Linked DNA regions of Mus musculus: region 2 is linked to region 1. The links are chromatin loops, found by intact Hi-C in ENCODE. Cell type or tissue: left cerebral cortex. All regions are shown on one strand.

Region 1 (8,000 bases):
TCTGAAAACTATCTTATGAAAGGATGTTTCTGCTGAAGCAGACACGTGGGAGGACGTTTTGCTAAGAACAGATTTTTCTTTCTGGAAGCTTCCTGGGAAAAGAGCATGTAATATCTTGCTAGAGCAGACGCTTGAGAGGACACGTGGTGTTTGGAAAGGGTATAAGTATAATCCAACAAGCAGTGGCCAGTGCAGTGTGGCATTGGTTTGCCTTGCCACCCATGCTAGTCTTCATTTGGCTTTACTGACGCTGGCCTTCAGTGACAATGCTGTGGCATTGGTTCACCTCATCTTCTTTGCTGATCATCACTTGTTGTGACTTTGTAGAGAGAGACACACCAAAGAACTCCTGGTGGTGTTCCAGCAGCTTCTTATGGCTTCCTCTGTCTGACTCAGGCCTTTTGGCAGAGCCTCATGGTTTCTTGTGGATTGAACTATGTGTTGCTGGTTCATAGCCGGTGTTTGCAAGGAGATCGAGCTACTGCTGCTGACTTGTGTCAACTAAACTGCTGATACCCTGACAATGCAGATTGGATTTGCCCCAAAAACTATTTCTAAACAGGTCCACATCCTACTTTTTTGCCCTATTAGCCTTTCCTTTCCACTACCTCTAGTGAGTGGTGGTCTAGAAGGGCGGATAAAGCATTTAAGTACGCTTATTAAAGTAGGTTTTGAAAAATATAAGCCTACCTTCTATATTATACCTACTAGAATAAAAGTAATAAAGTGTTGACTATTCCTGAGTCTTTACCTTGTAACATAAAGTGTGGAACTCTTTTTTATCTTTTTTTTTTTTTTTTTTAGTAGAGGATCAATAAGCAGCTGTGTTAAGAGAATGCTCTGGAAAGGATAAATGTATTATCTCACTGAGGTATCCTTATTCTGCCCAGCTCCTTAGCATGTCTTCAGGTGAATCAACCCCCAACACCCACTCTTGTACAAGATGCGACTGCCACATTGCCAATTTTGTCATTAGTAGAACATGATTTTAATATTTTCAACTGTTAATTTTCAACAAACAGAATAATCATTTTAAGATATATGCTCCCTTTTCATTTAAAATTTTATTGATATGGATACTGTCTCTGTGCCCTCTGGCTAAGGGCTTGTCTATCTTGTTGATTGTCTCAGAGAACCAGCTTCTGGTTTTGTTGATTCTTTATATAGTTCGTTTTGTTTCTATTTGGTTGATTTCAGTCCTGAGTTGATTATTTTCTGCTGTCTGCTCCTCTTGGGTGTATTTGCTTTGTTTTGTTCTAGAGCTTTTAGGTGTGCTGTCAAGCTGCTAGTGTAAGCTCTCTCCAGTTTCTTTTTGGAGGCACTTAGAGCTATGAGTTTTCCTCTTACCACTGCTTTCATTGTGTCCCATAAGCTTTGGTATGATGTGTCTTCATTTTCATTAAATTCTAAAAAGACTTTAATTTCTTAATTTCTTCATTAACCAAGTTATCACTGAGTAGAGCTTTGTTCAGCTTCCATGTATATGTGTGCTTTCTGTTGTTTTTGTTGGTATTAAAGACCAGCCTTAGTCCATGGTGATCTGATAGGGTGCATAGAATTATTTCAATCTTCTTATATCTGTTGAGGCCTGTTTTGTGACCTATATGGTCAATTTTGGAGAAGGTACCATGAAGTGCTGAGAAGAAGGTATATTCTTTTGCTTTAGGATGAAATGTTCTATAAATACCTGTTAGATCCATTTGGTTCATAACTTCTGTTAGTCTCACTGTGTCTCTGCTTAGTTTCTGTTTCCATGATCTGTCCATTGCTGAGAGAGGGGTGTTGAAGTCCCCCACTATTATTGTGTGAGTTGCAATGTGTGCTTTGAGCTTTAGTAAAGTTTCTTTTATGAATGTGGCTACTCTTGCATTTGGAGCATAGATGTTCAGAATTGAGAGTTGATCTTGCTAGATTTTCCCTTTGAACAGAATGAAGTGTCCTCTCTTTTCTTTTTTGATAACTTTTGGTTGAAATTTGATTTTATTTGATATTAGAATGAAAATAGACACAATAAAGAAATCACAAAGGGAGACAACCCTGGAGTTAGAAAACCTAGGAAAGAGATCGGGAGTTATATATGCAAGCATCACCAACAGAATACAAGAGATAAAAGAGAGACTCTCAGGTGCAGAAAGTACCGTGGGAAACATTGACACAACAATCAAAGAAAATACAAAATGCAAGACGCTCCTAACCCAAAACATCCATGAAATCCAGGACACAATGAGAAGAGGAAACCTAAGGATAATAGGTATAGAAGAGAACAAAGATTACCAACTTAAAGGGTCAGTAAATATCTCCAACAAAATTATAGATGAAAACTTCCCTAACCTAAAGAAAGAGATGCCCGTGAACATACAAGAATCCTACGGAACTCCAAATAGACTGGGCCAGAAAAGAAATTCCTCCTGCCACATAATAATCAAAATACCAAATGACTAAACAAAGAAAGAATATTAAAAGCAGTAAGGGGAAAAGGTCAAGTAACATATAAAGGCAGACCTATTAGAATTACACCAGACTTCTCACCAGAGACTATGAAAGCTAGAAGATCCTGGGTTGATGTCATGCAGACCCTAAGAGAACATAAATGCCAACCCAAGCTACTATACCAAGCAAAACTCTCAATTACCATAGATGGAAAAACCAAGATATTCCATGACAAAACCAAATTTACACAATATCTTTCCATAAATCCAGCCCTACAAAGATAATAGATAGGAAACACCAAAACAGGGAGGGGAAACTACACCCTAGAAAAAGCAAGAAAGTAATCTTTCAACAAACACAAAAGAAGATAGTCACACAAACATAATCCCACCTCTAACAACAAAAATAACAGGAAGTAACAATCATGTTTCCTTAGCATCTCTTAATAACAATGGACTCAATTCCCCAAGAAAAAGACATAGACTAATAGAGTGGATACATAAACCGGACCCAGCATTTTGCTGCATACAGGAAATGTACCTCAGTGACAAAGTCAGACACTATCTCAGAGTAAAAGGTCAGAAAACAATTTTCCAAGCAAATGATCCCAAGAAACAAGCTGGTGTTTGAACATTTCATATCTACCTTTAAGAACTTGAAAATGCATATCTGTTTACCCCCTCCAGAGAGAGCGTCCAGAGACACTCTGGAGAATCCATCCACCATACAGAAAGTCACTTCTTGTTCTTAACTTCGAAAAGCCAAAGCCATGCTGAGTTACGATTGGAAACCTTAAATCTCGAACTGCTCCGGGGGTAATTCATCATCCTTCGTTATTCTCACCAATAAGCCTTCTCTTCTAATTAATCTATTATTAGCTACCTTGTGAGACCCACTTTGGGAAAGGAGAGGTTCTCCTAACGACATAACTTCTTATCTCTCAGAATCATATCAGACTGGAATCATATCATACCACTCTAAGAGAAATAACAGGAAGCATGAAGATGCTTCCTGTTCCAGATACTCAAAACTGCCCAGCATGTAAAGATGCAATGCTATGAAGGAGTCAGTAGGTGGCACCAAAGAAGAGAGGACCATCTCCTATCTCCATAACTGCTCAGCCTCTGAATCCTGGAGTCACAGCCATTCCTGCTGATGGTCTGTATTCGGATTTATCCTCAAATGTCTTATATCCGCCCAGTTTTAAACTGTCTTTTTGAAAGACAAAAATCACAAATAAAAATAAAACCTAGAAAATTCTTTGAGGGAATAAATATCATGTATTACTGCCAAAACCCGATGCTGAGCCTCCACTTTTCTGAGTTAAGCACAAATGAGATTGTAATGAAGAAATACGGTGTCTTCCCCACTGAGCATCTACAACTAGGTAGCATGAGGAGAGGCATAGAGAAATCTGTCCTCCAACACACGGAGAGGGCATTCTGGCAGTTCTAGGAACCATGTCTGGAATTTTAAATCGCACAGTGTGAACTTTGACTGTTACTGGAGTTTTCAATTGGAAGCTGATTTAGGGCAGCCAGAGTGAGCAGGAGTTCCCAACAAATCAGGTCTGGCCACTCATCCCAAAGTAATGGTTGAAGACAAGAAAGGAATTTGGTATTCAGGGTCATCACACTGGGAAGACATAGAGGGCGAAACCTAGTCTCCAGAATACTGGAAAGACAGAGAGTGGAGCCTCTCTTCCAGAACACTGGCAAACTTGGAAATTACATGGGGAAGGGAATGTGAGATCCGCACAGTGGAGCAGTCTCCATCAGACTGTTGTCTGGCTAGGCATTATCTCTGTTCTGCCCACACAGAATATTCTCCATGTTGAGAAATTTGCTCCAAATGAGGGGGAGGGAGCCAATCAGGATGCAGTTTACATTATCTCACTGGCTGTGTATCCAACAGGCCTATGGTGCTGGAAGTGGGGTGATCTGCTCCCTGTGAGATGCCTGTCCTGATTGAGGGCTGGGCAGTCTGTTTTCTCACAGGGTTATCTCCTGCAAAGCCTGGGTGTTCTTGGAAGGTGTGCAGTAATTGCTGAAGACTTCAAAGAGCCATTACAAGAGTCTGAAAACAGGACACCTTAAAAATGGGTGGTTGAGCACTTGTAAAACTACCTTTGAGATGCTTTTATCTCAGTGCCCTTACCCTTGCAGGGGTCTAAGTAATTACAACAACCCACCTGTAGGCCCAGTTGATCAAGAAGGATCTGACCCATAAAAGACCTGTAGGAAGTGAACTACAGATGCCAGGCTTTACCCTGCTTCTAGAGACCACTCGCTGGGCATGTGCAAGCCCAAGGGAAGATCATTGCTTTTAGTAAGAAGTGATGTTTGAGTCCTTGCCACTCTGCCATAATCTGGAAGGTGAACATGAAGCCACAGAAATGTCCCTCATTGGCTGCAAGCCAGAAAAGAACTGAGACCCCAAGTCACACAGAAACAATTTCTTTTCTTTCTTAGTAAGAACAAGCAACACTAAGAATAAACACATACTTAAGTTATTACAGACACCTTACAAATCCATCATGCCAGTCTTCCCTATTCCAAACCAAAGCTGAAACAGCACATCATCAAAGATTAGAGTATCACACTAACCAACCTTGGTTTTTGTTTGTTTGGATTTGGATTTTTCATTTTTGAGGCAAAGTATTGCATAGTAATCCTGACTGGCCTGATACTCAGGGTATAGTCTCAACTGCCATGGACCACATAGCAATCCTTCTGCCTCTGCCTCCTAAATTCTGGGTTTATAGGTGTATGCCACCACATCCAAGTAGACTGTCTTTGGCTGTTGACACACAAAGAGGGATGGTCAAATGTAGCATTGCCCCCAACCCCTCTCCCGCAGCAAGGCCTAGATAGGTGACCTCCACTTACCCTGGCAAATTCCATGGGTTTGGGAAGAAGGCACATGACCATGACATCAAATCGGACATCACATACTGTCTTCAACCACTTGGTGACAAACTGGGGCTTCAGCTTTTCCACCAAGCTTCCAACTTCATCATCCATCATGTACGCCGTGGAATGAAACCACTGAAATACCATAGCCACCAGCCGGGCCAGGCTCTCTGTGGGCGTGTTCTCGCTGGGTGTGCAGAGGCTCACCTGGAGTAGCAGAACAGACCTCAGTCAGGCTCCTCCACCCAGCGCTACAAAGTTATGACAAGCATATTTAAAGAGGGGAAAAAGGAGGGGCTCCAGATGATGCATTCAAAACCAGCAATGTTACAAATGGTTACCATGTATCCAGAACTACAGTCCTCTCTAAAGGCATGCATGGATCACCACAGTAACATCCCCTGAGCATCTCCTAAGCATTGTCTTCCTGTTGTAATTCCATTATGTAACCTGAACTAGAAATTTTTTCCAAAAGATTAAGTCGATAAAGTGATATTTCATCAATATCTTCAATTTTTAAAAAAAAATGATCATATTTCAGTTCTCAAAAGACCTGATTCAGGTAAAAAAAATTTTCCATCAGTAACAACTCTGATACCCAAGTGCTTCTCCCAACTCACTGTGTTATAAGTAATTTTTAAACAATATCTACCCGTTCTGAAACAATAGTTTATTGAGCACTTGACAGGGTCCAAAAAAAATACAAAATTAATTAATTAATTAGTTAATTAATTAAATCATTGTCCCTGCCTTCAAAGAGTTTCCAACAATAGGAGTCACTGTGTTCCTGTATAATAAGTTCTTGGAAGCAAGACATGTGGAACCAACAATTAGTTCCCAATTTGGTAGTCTTTTTTTTTTTCTCCCAAGAAACTGTGTGCAAGCATAGAAGAGGGAAATCACTATGGAGACATAATCCTTGTATCTAGCAGGCAAAAAAAAAAAAAAAAAAAAAAAAAAAAAAAAAAGCCTGCATCTCTGCAGAACAGGCTCGTACAGCTGGGTCTTTGCAGTATCTGATCTCTACTGGATGAGTAGTGGAGTCGACTCAAATCAGTGTAACGACTCCCTCCCCAGTAGCCTGACTATAGTTCGTATATGTATATCTAGGTATATATGTATACCATAGACCCCCCCTTAACTATACAAACATTTCCTCATGTACATAAATGATAAGACGTAAATCTCTGGTGCCTCATGGTAAACCTAGTACTTGACAGCCTGCCCCAGCCCGCACTACCATTGCGTCCTGTGAGGGAGGTGAGCTTCACTGAGGCAAGGCCTTGGCACTGTGGCTCTTGCTGCCTTGTTTGTTAAAATCAAATTGGGTGAGGGGAGCACTGACAACTATAAAATCAAAAATATTGATTCACCCTGAAAAACCTTAAAGATGTTCTGCATCCTGAAGTATCCCTTATCTGCCAATATTTAATGGTTTCCATAAGAACAAACAGGCATATCCATCTCGTTATATTAGCTTCCTTCATCTTTAATAAGTGATAAGCTTTTATACGTGTACCAAAAATTGGTTGTCAAAATTAAATTTCTTTATAATTAAAGAGGAAAGGTTCCCAGGATTCTGGAGACAAATATGGACATTGTAACTTTCTAAAGGCATTCTTGGATACAATAACAAGCAACCCAGAGTTGAGAGCTGCTACCCCAGGGTATACCCCCCCCCCCATTTGAGGGTTAATTCTTCACTCTTTGCTGTCTCCTTTTGGGAGCAATTCCTCCTCAGATACAATGCAGGGGTTCGGAGGGGAGCAGAGAGGGGCTGGCGTCTTTTCCTTACTAAGAACCATATCCCGAATTGGCTGAGCAGCCTCTGGTCGTGCTTGTCATCATCTTTGTTATCAAAATCAGTGTTGTCCAGGGAGTGGTGGGAGGACGAGAGGCCCAGCTGCCGCCGCCGGTTCAACTCGTGCTCCCTCTGCTCTGCGTGGAACTCTGCTTCTTTCAACAAGCTGGCCGAGAGAGAGAGGGGGACAGGTAAGAAGAGGCAAAAACACATCCTATCACACAGCCTATTTGCATCGCCCTGTGAGCCCTCAAACATTGTGCTCACCCTCGTCTAAGTCCCTGTCATTTACCCAGAAACCTTAGTTTCATTTTCTTACTATGTCCCCATCTCAAAGAAAAGCTAAGAGTTTCCTTCCTCCAGTCGGTCACAAGAAGGTTGATACGATCGATCGCTCCTCACAAGGCAAGACTGGTCATTTGCACCCCACGGGAAGAAGTGTGGGTATCAAGTGTTCAAGGCTCTGGAAACAAGGGAGTGGCTCCTCTCCAAGCTTGCTGAGCAAGCAGCAGACAAAAAGTAATAATAAGGAATGTTGGCAAGGGATCAGCGAAAGCAAGTCGCTTCATGTGCACTGTTAGCATTGGAAACGGATACTCACGCTTTCAAAAACAATTTGGTAACGTATTGTGAAGATAGGTATACCCTTTAACCAGCTAACCCACCTCTGAGACTATGTAGGAAGAGCCCTGTACAAAGTATCAAAAAGCTGTTTATAAAATATAAAAAAAGAAAGCCATATAAATGTACAATGGCAGAGAAAAACAAATAATTACTCTGTGTGTGTGTGTGTGTGTGTGTGTGTGTGTGTGTGTGTGTGTGTGTGCATGCGCGCATGCTCGCAGTACATGTGAGTT
Region 2 (8,000 bases), 310 kb after region 1:
AAAAATTAGTCATAAACTTAAAGGAGGAAACAGGTTTCAGCAATTATTAATGATGAACATGGCGTTCTCCATCCTTCTTCCTTCATCTGCAGTTTCCTACAGCTTCTGTGAAAGCATTGTTTGATTGTGTTTTGCAGACAAGTTCTTAGCACAGCTCTTCACTCAGCCCCATGCTTTGCTCTAGAAACCTCAGCATGGCCCAGGTAAAGATCAGCCTAAAGAGCATCTCCTCCCAGACCTGGACTATTAACTATAATCTATATTGTAGACTCTCAACACATTATCTAGTGTTTCCAACCACATAAAAGTGAAAATACTCAAGAGAAAATGTTTTGGAAAATATTTTGGTGGGTTTTTTTTTTGTTGTTGTTGTTTTGTTTCTTGTTTTTTGTTTTGTTTTGTTTTTTTTTTACACTTTGGTAAATACCAACCTCAGCTCATTAAGTACACTTAAAAAAAAAAAAAGATTTCTTTTTATTTATATGGGGCAGGTGGGGTCCCCTGGAGCTGGAGTTACAGGTAGCTGTGGATGCTGGAACTGGGAAGAGCAATCAGTGCTCCTAGCTACTGAGCCACCTCTCCATCCCTGCTCCCAAGTACATTTGTAATCACAGTGCTTACTTACAGGAAATAATTTGCATTCCAAGTTTTTAAACTTGCTGTTTCCACAATCACAACGAAAATTTCTATTAAAAAAAAAAGAACATATATTTACGTCTTCTTTTGAAATTAATCACTCTTTCAGTACCAACCATAACTCCCTCTGACTCATTCCTAGACTCTAAATGGCAGCCTTTCTGATGTTCGTGTCTCTTGTTGGAGTTTTCCAACAATAAAACAGATAAATACAAATTACCATTCTGGACATCACAACACATAAAAAACAAATATCTGTATCACTCACACACACAAACAAATGAGATAATGAAAAGATGAGAAGTTTGAGCCAGTCTCCATAATTAAAAGGCCTATAGAAAAACCATTCTCTCCCATATTAATTTTTACCAACACACAATTATTCTGAATAAAAAGCAAGATTAAGCAGCCATTGAGGTTGCGAAAGAATCTAAACATTCAGAAGACACTCAGGAAAAAGCATTACCTTTTTGTGTATAGTTCAAACAGTTTATGGCTTCCATGACATTCGTAACTGCAAGCTAGACAAATCCCTGCGGGCTCTTCTCCCTCTGGCGTGCAGGTGCTGCAGGCGTACAGTGCTTGTCTCCCCACTGAGCCCTGAGACACCAGCCCAAAACAAAAGGGAAGAAGAACAGAAAGACTAGTTAACCAACAAAGGGTCAAAACCACTATTTCAAGCCCCAGATCTATTCGGATGCTTAGCTTTATGTAAATTTTTTTCTTATAGCAATAGGAAGTTTAAATCTGTGAATAACTTGATCTGTTTAATCATTTTAACACATGAAAATAAAGGTGAGTTTACAGTTTACAGGTTTAAAAGATTAATACACCTTTTTTTTTTTTTTTTTTTTTTGGTTTTTCGAGACAGGGGTTCTCTGTGTAGCCCTGACTGTCCTGGAACTCACTCTGTAGCCCAGGCTGGCCTTAGCTCAGAGATCTGGCTGCTTCGGCCCCTGAGTGCTGGGTAATCCGTGTGCCACCACCACTTCGCTCACATTTCTCTTCTTTTTTTAAAGAGGTTTTAGTTATTTATATTATGGATATGAGTACCCTATTTGCACGTATGCCTGCATAACGGAAGAGGGAAGGCATGGACCTCATTACAGATGGTTGAGAGCCATCATGTGGTTGCTGGGAATTGAACTCAGGACCTCTGGAAGAGCAGCCAATGCTCTTAACCACTGAGCCATCTCTCCAGCCCTCACATTTCTTATTTTAGAAATTCTTATAATTCAACCATACAGAAAAATTAATCATTTTAATTTGGGGAGAGATGTATGGGGAAGCATCTAGAAGTATAATTATGCCCACTACTTACTGTCAAGTAATGAAGTATAAAAAAGGGCAAGTGTGTTCAACAGAGACAAATGTTTTAAAATGTTGAAGGAAAAATAGCAAAACTTAGAAGTGTTGGTAAGGGGATTCTCAGCACACAGGGCCGTGGTAGAGGGGACAGAGCACAGGTCCATACTGGTGCAGCAAATGCTTTACTGAGCCTGCCAGTGAACTACCACACACACTTCTATTCTATTTCAATCTGCTCCTAGTTTACTAAAGAATTTGCCGGGCCAGCGAGATAGCTCCGTGGGTAAAGTCACTGGCTCTGTAAGCCCGGAAACCTTCGGTCCACCTCCAGAACCTATACAGAGGTGGTGAGGACAACCGCTTCCATAAGGCTGTTCCCTGATGCCTGTCTGCATATGCTATGTGGTACATGTGCCCACACACATCAGTAAGCAAGCTTGTTAAAATCAACCTGGAGTTAGAGAGAGATGGCCCAGAGCTTAAACGCACATACTGCTCTCTCAGAGAACTAGCATTGAGTCCCTAGTACCGTGTTGGCAGCGCACAACCCCCTGCAACTCCAGTTCCAGGGGGATCAGATTCTTCTGCCCTCAAGAGCATCTGTGCGCACATGCACATAGCCACACAAATACTTGAAAATCTAACAAAACAAAAGACTGCCAGGTGGTAGTGGTGGTACACACTTTTAATCCCAGCATTTGAGAGGCAGAGGGAGGCATATTTCTAAGTTCCAGGACAGCCAGTGCTACATAGAGAAACTCCGTCTCAAAAAAACTAAAAGAAAATAATTATTATTATTGATATACTTATATAGAGATATGACTATTTAAAAACAAAAACTTAGGACCAGGCCTTTAATCCTAGCACTTGGGAGGGAGGTGGATCCTTGTGAGTTCAAGGTTAGCCTGGCCTACATAGTGAGTTTCAGACCAATTAGAACCACTCAATCTGACTGTCTCAAAAAACAAAAACAAAATTCACCAGAAACAAGACTTTAAGCCAAGCATGGTGGTACACACTTGTAATACCAGCAGCACTTGGGAAGTGAAGATAGTCAAAAATTCAAGGCAGATCTGAGGGACATAAGATCCTACCCCCAATTTTAGTTAGTATTGTATAAAAATAAGTATATTAATAAAGAGCTTACATACAGACTTAGGATCTTTCTTTCTTTCTTCCAATGAAGGGGTGGGTGTGTGGTTTAATGGTCACAATGAAAAAGAGAAATAAAAAGGAAAGGACATGCCTGTTCCTTGGGAGGTTGAAGGAAAAAGTTTACTATAAAAGGAAGAGCTCGGAGGCAAGGACTTTTAGGAGAGTCCAGAGGCTAAAGATTCTGAACTGGGCCCTGGGAGAAGAGCAAGGAAGGGTAGGGGATAGGGATGGGGAGCCAGGTGCTACAGCCAGGAGACCCAAGAGAGCTGCATAAACAAAACGGCTGCATTATTTAGGGAAGGGAAGCTGGGGGAAGGGTAGCCCGGCTCCTGGGCTGGAGAAGTCTGGGAAAGTGGATTGGGTATGTCTGCCAGGAGAGTCCCGGAAGGGACAGAAGGGCAGGGAGAACCAGGAGGCCACCATCGGCTTTGATATGTTAAATAGGCACAACAGCAGAGTCCAGGGTTTGAAACCTAACAATGATCCTCCAAATTTAAATACCAGCGACCATGCTGTGACTACTTCTGGGATACAAGATTTATTCAACAATTTTACAGTGCAAACCCAACTTGGTCAACGAAGACAACTAGTATTATGACTTCAGTCCACGCCACACCATAACTCCAAGTCCCTTCACTCCTACCCCAGTCTCCCACTCCACCCATGGGCATAGTTAGCCTGTTTCCTTCCACCAATTCTCATCCTTGTTGTTAAGTTTCCTTCCTACCCACCCTTTTCCACGTTAGTACTTAAATGTACAGTATGCGTCACTAAACACTACATCTCAGCCCCTCAAACTCTCTCGTTCAAAAGGTCCCACAAATGCCAAACAGATCCTTTTCTCCTCTTGGCTTTCCAGTCCCCAGAGAGAGGGGATGTCACATAGCACATACACACGAAACTTCATTTAACCAGAAAGGGGGTGAGGTGGGGGCAGCTAGCAGTTAAACTAGACTACAGGAGTGTCCGGAAGCCGAACCTCACCGGAAGATTTTCAAAGCCGGCCCACTTTCCCTTTACTTTTCCCCATCTGGTCCCTAATTAAGATTCTTGGGCGGTGGGAGAAGTGGAGCGAAGAATATCTGGGTTTGAGAGATCACGAGAACAACCTCGTGAAAAGCAGGCCACCAAGAGGCGACAACTGGAGGACCGGAGCCTGCAGTGTACCATCAGCGGAACCGAGGGACAGCCCTGGTGGCGACAAGCTGAGGATGAAATGGCAGCCGGGCCGGGGCTGTAGAAGCACAGAGTAAAGGGCCGCCGTGAGTGGGCCCGGCCGCGGCCAGCGGGAAACAGACAGGACGGCGGGAGCAGCCGGGCCGCGCGCACCTGCGAGTAGGAGCACTTCTCCGAGTCGCTGCCGCCCAGGACGGCGCACGCCTCATTCTCCAACTCCTCGTCTTCCTCGAGCACGTCCACCAGCGACACCACGGGCTCCAGCTCCGCCTGGCACTCGGTGGGGCTCTCGGCTCCGGCCATCCTCAACTGTCACCGGGCTCCGCTGCGTGGGCCCAGGAGGAGGCGGGAAAAGTGGCCGCCGCCAGGGGCGTCGCGAGAAGGCGGGGCCCCGTGAGGAGGCGGAGCCCGAGCACCAGACAGCCAATCCTAAGGAAGGACACGGAAGAAAATGGGCGGGCCAATTTCGGGAAATCGGAAGTCATTCCTCCTCCTCCTCGCCTCTCCCGCCCGCCCCGGCCGCAGGCTGGCTTCCGCTTCCGGGTGGCGTTTCTCCGAGGCGCGCTGTTGAAGCTGAGTGGTCGCCATGGAGCTTTCGGGCGAGTACGTCGGTTGTGACGGGGAGCCGCAGCGGCTACGAGTGTCCTGTGAGGCGTCGGGAGACGCGGACCCTCTCCAGAGCCTGTCGGCGGGCGTGGTCCGGATGAAGGAGTTGGTAGCGGAGTTCTTCGGGACCCTAGTGGAGCAGGACGCGCAAGGCTTGGCGGAAGATCCGGACGACGCTTTGGATGGTGAGCGCGGGGGCGGGGCGCCGGGGGACACTGGCGGGACCGGGCAGTGTGAAGGGCAGGCTAGAGAAGGCGAGCCCCGGAGAAGAGGAGCAATCGCTTCTAAAAATCCTTAGAACTCGCTGCCCTCTTTGTCTGATATCCCACCGCCCCCCGTTTTTGCGACTTTTCCCACCAAAAAAAAAAAAAAAAACCGTGGCGAGCGTTGGACTAGGGACTGGTCAACGGACGAAGTCAGCTTGACTCCCTTGCAAAGAACGCAAAGGATTAAGATAGGCAGAGAAAGTGGCGGTCTGTAACCATTGCTAGCTGGCACGAAGACCCGAAAGGGCGGGAAGGTAGACCTGGTTGTTGAAAAACGGAAAGGAGTGAAATTAGAAACGAGAAAACGTGTTTGACAGAATGAGGAGAGCTTCGAATGACCGAGGCCCACTTTGTTTTAGGGAATCTTAACCCTCTCAGTTTTGTAGCTATTGTTTCGAAAGTAAAAGAGTTCTTTTTAGTTTAGCTTTTTGGTATTCTTAAATTAATTGATCGTTTCATTCATGTATTAATGCATTCAGGTCATGGTCTCTATCCCCCGCTGAACCCTTCTCGACAGGGCTCCTCGCCTTTCTTTCCGGCCTTTTTTTGTCACTGGATTTATTTAAGGATATTTGTATGATATTTACTGGAACTAGGGCAACACAGCAGTGACTAGACCACTGAAGAAAAACAATGACTCCCCCGCCCCCCATTAACCGCCAACCGCTCCTCTGAGAGGGGTGGCGCCTCATGAGCCCCCCCCTTCCTTGATGGAATGTTTACGTTGCCATCTTGTGCTGCCAGAGTTTAAGGGCTATATAATGTCCGAAAGCACTACAGCCCTTCCCGTCCTCTTACTTTCTCTCACCCCCTCTCCTGTTGTAGAAATTAACTGTTAATTTTGGTGGCTTGGGGTTTGTTTGCTTTTAAAGATGGATGTTTACCTGCATGCTTGTCTGTACACCTCTTATGTGCAGTGCCTTCGGAGGCCAGAAGAGGGCATCAAATCCCCTGGAACCAGAGTTACAGATAGTCAAGAGGGTGCCTCGTACATGCAGGGGAAAAGTAGGTGGTGCTCTTAACCACGGAGCCATCTCTCCAGCCCTAGCTCTGTTAATAGGAATAAAATTATTTTGTAGACATTGTCACCATGTAACGGTTAAACCAGCCTCGCTTTGGATTTGCAGAGACCTGCCAGACTCTGCCTCAGCAGTGCTGGAATTAAAGAAATATGCCACCACACTCCACTGTTGTTACATTTATTTCTAATCTTGAATTGAACACCAAGATAGATGTTTCATTGTTCTGAGCTAAGGAGTCAATTCTTCTGCAGAGGAGATTAAACTTCCGTATTCTTTATAATATAGTTATTGGCTGTCATTAAAAGGAACAATAAGGGGCTGGTGAGATGGCTCAGCAGTTAAGAGCACTGACTGCTCTTCCAAAGGTCCCAAGTTCAAATCCCAGCAACCACATGGTGGCTCACAACCATCCATAATGAGATCTGACGCCCTCTTCTGGTGTGTCTGAAGACAACTACAGTGTACTTACATATAATAAATAATTTTTTTAAAGAAACAATAAAAAGTATTAGCTAGATGTATTATTCACGGTTCTTCAAAGGAGCAGAGCTGATAGAATAAGTGTGATATAAAGATATTTATTAGAATGGCTTATGGCCTGTGATCTGAGTAGCCCAAAACTGGCAGTCTCCTGACAGAAAGGCTAAGCATCTGATAGTTGTTTGGTCCATGAGACTGGATGTCTCAACAGTCCCAATCATGTACTGGAGTTCCTGGAAAGTCTTAAGAGAGCTGCCAGTTTTCAGTCTATGTTGGAATCCTAAAGAGTAGGTTCTAACACCAACAAAGGAGTATCTTGGGCCTCTCAGTAACAGGATAGATGAACTTGATAGTCAGTGAGGGCAAGCAGGCAAAAAACAAAAGCTTCCCTCCATATCTTTTCACCTGGGCTGGGCAAGTTGACATTACTTGTCATTCTAAGATAGGACAGGCCACATTGTTGGTGGAAGTGTAAAGTGGTTATCTTAATTATATAGTTAGAGAAGAGCCTAGCTGTATGGCCAAGGTATTTGGATATATATTTTGAGTCTGAGTCTTATTTCTGGGAGCATTGGTCTAGGAGGAGGAACTGGAATCAGACTTCTACAAAATGATACCCTATGTTGGGTGCCAATAGGTTGTAATAAATTAGGAGTTTCTACTCCACCTTAGATCATTTAGTTCTCAGATTAAAAGACTTCTATTACTGTTTTATAATATGTAATAATATGGGTTTTTTTTTTTTTTTGGTTTTTGGTTTTTAGTTTTTCAGACAGGGTTTCTCTGTATATCCCTGGCTGTCCTGGAACTCACTTTGTAGACCAGGCTGGCCTCGAACTCAGAAATCCGCCTGCCTCTGCCTCCTGAGTGCGGGGATATAATACAGTTTTAATGCACTAGAGCTGGGCAAATATCTCCTTTCTAAGCTATTCTGAGCCACTTCCCCCAAAATAACCCCGGGTTATAACTTACCGTGTTCTATCTGGGCAGCTCTTAACTCCAACTGGCCTGTCCTCATGGCATGGCCATGTTTTCATGACTCACCTACCCCATGGTGTCTTCTCTCCATCTTCTTTTTTTCATGGTTCTCTTCAATCCACAAGAACCGAAACCATACCTACCTCTCCTATCCATCTATAGGCATCTTTATTCAACCAATAGTTTTAAATTAAGGAGCAGGGTCACATATCATTACTTGATATATGTGAGGATTCTCTCATCCCTGGGGCAACAAGACTTTGGGGGCCAGCATTTAGCATTACATTATTAACAGGCTGGCCTCGAACTCAGAGATTTGCCTGCTGCTTCCTGCCAAGTGCTATAATGAAAGGTATACATTTACTTTGTTTTT

The links. A loop is a pair of places that touch in the nucleus more often than their neighbours do. Peaks named below come from ENCODE experiments on the same cell type or tissue, not always from the same donor. Only the 100,000 strongest peaks of a DNase experiment are listed, where the experiment ranks them.
Region 2: it touches region 1 in a loop (2.6-fold over the local background); 15 of 42 quality-filtered maps call a loop at or near these places.

The regions. Positions count from the first base shown.
Region 1 is chr12:103,060,654-103,068,653 of GRCm38, reverse strand. Unc79 (unc-79 homolog) reads right to left here. Exons shown (of 49, transcript NM_001081017.2): 13 at 7,138-7,309; 14 at 5,319-5,549. Among named protein-coding and RNA genes, the nearest start is that of Unc79, 120 kb to the right of the region's middle. In left cerebral cortex, a CTCF peak has its summit at 3,502 (motif pointing right); a DNase peak (open chromatin) is centred at 3,515.
Region 2 is chr12:102,754,607-102,762,606 of GRCm38, reverse strand. It overlaps Gm20604 (predicted gene 20604), which reads left to right and starts at 4,797. Exons shown (of 2, transcript NM_001142939.1): 1 at 4,797-5,066. The coding sequence starts at 4,862. It overlaps Gon7 (GON7 subunit of KEOPS complex), which reads left to right and starts at 4,797. Exons shown (of 2, transcript NM_001142938.1): 1 at 4,797-5,066. The coding sequence starts at 4,862. Ubr7 (ubiquitin protein ligase E3 component n-recognin 7 (putative)) reads right to left here and starts at 4,632. Exons shown (of 11, transcript NM_025666.2): 1 at 4,429-4,632; 2 at 1,103-1,236; 3 at 626-686. The coding sequence starts at 4,578. In left cerebral cortex, CTCF peaks have their summits at 4,430, 4,640 and 6,073 (motif pointing right); DNase peaks (open chromatin) are centred at 3,470, 4,218, 4,768 and 6,135; H3K4me3 peaks cover 2,894 bases; H3K27ac peaks cover 1,499 bases.